Linked DNA regions of Homo sapiens: region 1 is linked to region 2. Evidence: read pairs that join two places in POLR2A ChIA-PET (ENCODE). Cell type or tissue: B cell. All regions are shown on one strand. Each heading gives the region's core, and the rest is flanking DNA. Links, peaks and the distances in the headings are about the cores only.

Evidence for each region. Peaks named below come from ENCODE experiments on the same cell type or tissue, not always from the same donor. Only the 100,000 strongest peaks of a DNase experiment are listed, where the experiment ranks them.
Region 1: POLR2A ChIA-PET joins it to region 2 with 5 read pairs; 5 of 35 experiments call an interaction of 5 or more read pairs at or near these places.

Annotation. Positions count from the first base shown.
Region 1 is chrX:109,889,538-109,892,365 of GRCh38, forward strand. No RefSeq gene overlaps it. Among named protein-coding and RNA genes, the nearest start is that of TMEM164, 110 kb to the right of the region's middle. RefSeq lists an enhancer at 1,403-1,697 and a silencer at 1,481-1,550. In B cell, for the core only: a CTCF peak has its summit at 1,561 (motif pointing left); a DNase peak (open chromatin) is centred at 1,504; H3K27ac peaks cover 321 bases.
Region 2 is chrX:109,525,712-109,528,539 of GRCh38, forward strand. No RefSeq gene overlaps it. Among named protein-coding and RNA genes, the nearest start is that of NXT2, 9.7 kb to the right of the region's middle. In B cell, for the core only: no CTCF peak of the experiment used is centred there; no DNase peak of the experiment used is centred there.

The sequences.
Region 1 (2,828 bases), core at 208-2,707, 360 kb after region 2:
ACAATCCTAGTAGCTACTTTTCCTGCAAAAGTAATCATTCTTTTATCCAAGGTTCCTTGGGGATTAAACAACAACAACAAAAATCCCTCAAAGTCCTTGTCAGCTTCTTTGGTTCCTCTATGACTTTTTACTGTACTCAATGGAGAGAAGTGCTCAGTAACAACCGAGTCCCCAGATACACCATGACATTGCAAGAGAAGATGAAACATGAGGAAATCCACCCCCTTCCCATTTTCCAGACCACATCCTCCTCCCCTGTTCAATCTCCCTAAAGTTTTCACTAGGCTTGTTCAGGTCAGGAATGAACTATAACCAGTGGATGCTGCCCTCTGCTGCAAAGCAGGCTTCATCCGCGGCTGCACAGCCAGTCTTGGCTTCCACAAGACCTCTCTTGTGTTAATGATTCAAAGCACATGTTTGTAATTAAAAATAACAATAATAATTCAGGGTACCAGGCTGACCACGCAAATATAGTTATCCTGAGAGGGGGGCTTGCAGAACACCTTTCAGGGCAAATCCCCCACCACCTTTACATAGGACTGAGACAGCCTAGAAAAGTACAGAATGCTTTACTGTTATTTTCCTCATCCTGGCCCCATGCACTAACTAGACACAGTCTTTCCAGAGAAATACCAACATGACACAACCCCACGGGGGCATTGGGTCCCTCTGTTCTGGATTTGCCTCCTTCTGCTTCACTTCAGTTGTCTTAATTCCATTCACCTTGGTTCTCTGAGCCCCGGTTGACACAGCACACTGGCTCTCTACGCTCCCCTCTGTCTCCTTCTGCTGCCATGCCCTATTGTAGCCATGTCCTTCCATCTGGCACTCAGAAATCTTTCCCAAATGTCATTCTGCTAGTCTCCTGACACCTTCACACAATCTGCCCATCCTCTTGGACAGAGCTGACATGGTCCCCGAGGCTGGGGATGCTAGAGGCCACCTAGTAGCCACTAGGAAGCAATGCTTGTACTCTGTGCCCTGTGCACTCAGTGACAGGCAAGGAGGCTGTGGAACTATTCTCACAATCATCCGGACCTGTCTTCTCAACCCCATTGGTGCTGCCACCTAAGAGATTAACAAGGGAGGCCACTAGACTCAGATTGCTCAGATACAATTATAACTGGAAACATTGGGTTCTAAGGAAACACTGCATAAATCACACTCTTCCCTAGCTGGCTGACTGGCAATACGGTGGGATCCCTTTTGCAAGCCAGAATATGTTGGAATTATACTGGAGTGATGTGGACTATACTGGATTTTTTCAGATTTCTAAACTGCTTTAAGAAACATTCCATAGCTCCACTTGGCAAGATATAAACAAACTTGTAGGAAACTGGGTTAGTTTTACCAGTCAAATGAGTTGGCAGCCCAATTCTTCTGTCTCAAAGAGATTAATGAGCAATTAATTTCCCAGACCAGCTAAGCCTGGGAACTTCTGGGAGCTAACGGATTTTACCTGAAGGTGAAGTCCAGCCCACGTCCGTGGGCCACCACATCAGACCCTCCCAAGAACGCAAGGGAAGGCCTAATTTACATAGTTGCCCTGCCCCCTAGTGTCCACAGGCAGCAATAACAGCAGGCAGGACTCAAGCTTCTAGGTATGGGCAGCAGGGCTGCAGGGCTTTTTTTGTGCTCCACACAATGGCGCCTGGCTAAAGGGATGTGGGAATGAAATTAAGCTCATGCTCTTCTCACCAAGCCTTGTGCCCTGCACAGGACTGCATCCATCTGGAGGTTGACCTCTTTTTTCTAATCTGTCTGCCAAGAGGAGCCATTTTTTTTTTTGGTAATTCTATTTTAAAAATTTCCACATAGCTTGAGATTTCTAATGTCTAAAGCTACCAGAAAGGCTGATACCAATCCCATGTGATAGGCCAGGCCGTCGGCATGTACTCAAATGTATATTCCATTTCTGAAAATTCACTTGTCCTATAAGAATAGCTCAGGGTGTTTGTGTAGAAGTGGCCCCATTCCAGAAAATTCCCGGACTGGGAACTTCATAGTCATCCATCCAGCTATGAACTTCTGTTAGCTCCACCCCCAAAATATATCCTGAATCCATCCACATCTCTCCATCTTCACTCATTTCTGATCCAAGCTAGCAGAAATTTCTTGCTACAATGGTAGCAATACAGGGAAAAACATTGGCCTGCTACAATGGTCTCCCTGCTGCCACTCTGGCCCCTCCACACAGCAACCAGAATTATTTATTAAAATATATGTAAATTCATGTGACTCCCCGCCAATGGCTTCCCAATGGGTTTAGGATAAAATCCAAAGTCTTTCCGTGGGTTACTAGGCTGTGGATAATCTGTCTTCTGCTTAGCTCATCTACCTGTCGCTCACCACTCTCCTGCTCATCCACTAAGCTCAGCAACACTGGCCATTTGTTTTAATTGACATTTTTATTGAGATAATTGCAGATTCACATGCAGCTAAAAAAAACAAGAGCAAGATCTCTCATACATTTTGCCCAGTTTTCCCCAATGGTAACATTTTGGAAAACTGTAATATCATAGTAAGAATAGTGATGTTGATACAATCCACCTATATTATTCAGATTTCCCTGGTTTTATTAATATTTATCCTCATATGTGTGTATGTGTATTTAGTTCTATATAATTTGATCATCCATGTAAGTTCATGTGATGGATACCACCACATGTTAAATAAGCATATCATGGAAAATGGGGTATGCATCCTAAAACAGTAGGTCTTATAGTACATAGTCAAAGTACTGAACAGTGCCATCACCTTGAGGATCCCTCCTATTGCCCTTTTATAATCATATTCATCTCCCCCCACCTCCTTAAACCTAGGCAACC
Region 2 (2,828 bases), core at 213-2,712:
ATTGTGCACGTGTACCCTAAAACTTAAAGTATAATAATAATAAAATAAAATAAAATAAAATAACAATATATTTTCAGAAAAACAAAAGTTAGTTTTTGTTACTAGCAGATGCACACTACAAGAAATATGAAAGAAGAGACTTTGTGCTCAGGGAAGATTATTACACATAGAAGCCTGAAACTGCAGGAAGGAACAAAGAGCACTAACTGTTTAAAACAATGATAATAATAATTTCCTATGTTTTTATTGTAGTAAAATATACATAACATAAAATTTACCTCCTATAGGGTTTTAAACATAAATAAAATAAAAGACATAACAACAATTGTACAAAAGTTGAGTGGTCAGTAAGGAGTGAAACTGTTATATACTACATGTTCAGGAAACGGTAAAAATACTAATTTAAGATAGACTGGAATAAGTCATGGATGCCTTTCATAATCCCTAAGATAACCAAGAAAAAGAATTACAAAATAACGTATAATTAAAAAGCAATAGAGAAGAAAATAGTGGAATAGAAATACTTGAATAATAAAGCAGAAGTCAAGAAAGGAAAAATAAAGGACAGGACAAATAGAGAACATATAGCAAAATGATAGCTATAAAACCAAGTATATTTACAAATTACATGCAAATGGACTAAACACTCCAGTTAAAATACTACAATCGTCAGACTGCTTCTTTTATAAAAAAAAAAAAAATACAACTACATGCTGCTTAAAAGAGACTCCAAGTAAACAAAAGGATACAGAAAAGTCAAAAGTAAAAAGGGTGGGAATATATGTTATGCAAACACTAGAAAAGAAAGCTGACCCAGCTATATTTGATGAGACCAACGGAACCCTGAAACCAAAATCTAATGAGAATATAGCAAGAAAGGAAAATGTCAGGCCAATATCTATTATGAACATAGATGCAAAAATCTTGAACAAAATATTAGCTACATTAATCCAGTAATATATAAAACAAATGATGACTAACTGAGATTTAGACCAGTAATGGAACCTTGGTTTAACATTTGTAAATCAACCAATGTATTTTATTATATTCGATGAATAAAGGGGAAAGCCACCAATAGATGCAGAAATGGCACATGATAAAATTCAACATCTGTTTTTGATTTTTTTAAAAAAAGCATACCAAAGTAGGAATAGAAAGGAAATGTTCTAATCTAATAAGGGTTGTTTTTAAAAATCAGACATCATACTTTATGGTGAAATATTGAACTCTTCCCCTGAGAAGAGAATCAAAACAAAAGTGACCACTATTTCCATTTCTCAAAATTGTACTGGAAACCTTAATCAGTTTGATACATCAAGAAAGTTAATTTTAAGATATAAAGATTGTAAAGAAAGAAGTAAACTCTATTTTGGATAACATGATTTTGTATATAAAATATCCAAAAGAATATACAAATTGTTATAAATGTTTAAATAGGTTGGGCACTTTGGCTAATACCTGTAATCCCAATACTTTGAAAGGCCAAGGCAGGAGGAGCACTTGAGGTCAGGAACTTGAGATCAGTCTGGGAAATATATTGAGACATTCATCTCTACAACAAAATTTAAAAATAAAAAATTAGCCAGGCATTGTGGTGCACATTTGCAGTGCTAGCTACTCAAGAGGCTGAGGTGGAAGGATCACTTGAGCCCAGGGATTCAAGGCTGCAGTGAGCTATGATCATGCCACTGCACTTCAGCCTGGGTGACAGAACAATACCCTGTCTCAAGAAAAAAAAATATTTAAGTAAATTTAACAAAGTCTCTAGATAAAGTTTAACACATAAGAATGAGTCATATGTCTAGCAGGTAAGATGCCATTGCTAATGCCTGAAATCCCAACACTATAGGAATCCAAGGGGGAGGATTGCTTAAGCCCAGGAGTTCGAGATCAGCCTGGGCAACATAGAGAGACCCCCGTCTCTACAAATAATTTTTTTAAATTCAGCCGGGCTTGGTGGTTCATGCCTGGTCCCAGCTACTCAGGAGGCTGAAGTGGGAGGATTACTTGAGCCCAAAAGGTTGAGGCTGCAGTGAGCCATGATCGCACCACTGAACTCCTGCCTGGATGACAAAACGAGACCCCCGCTAAAATAAACAAATAATGGCAAACAATGGGAAAATGTTTTAAAAGACAATATCATTTGCAATAGTATAAAAAATGAGCTATCCAGGAATTAATCTAGTGAACGATGTTGAAGACCTCTCCTATGAAGCATTGCTGAAAGAAATCAAAGAAGACCTAGATAAATGGAGAGATATATCATGTGCATGGATTTGGAAAGTGAATATTGTTAAGATCTCAATTCTCTGCAAATTGGTCTAAGATTCAATGCACTCCAAATCAAAAGCACAGAAGGATATCTTTGTGTAGAAATTGAAAAGTTACATATAAAAGTTATATGGAAATGCAAAAGATCTAAAATAGGTACAGACAAATTTTGGGGAAAAGAGGAACAAAGTTGGCAGACTACACATCCTCAAGTTTTCAAGGCCTATTTTAAAACTCCAATATTTGAATGTGATAGGGATGCAAACACTGACAAAGAAATCCATGGAACAGATTAGGAAGTCAAGTAATTTATAAACCATTACCTGAATTACAGCAAAGCATCCATTGCAATTTAGTGAGTGAAAGAATGGCCTTTTCAGTAAATTGTTCTGGATCACCAGATCTATGCTTCATACTACACACAAAAATTTATTTAAGAAGGATTAGATATTATGTGAAATATAAATTAATAAAACATGGGATAATATCTTAAGGACCTTCAGGCAAGCAAAAATCCTTCATTAGGACACAGAAAACATAAACTTAAAAGGAGAAAT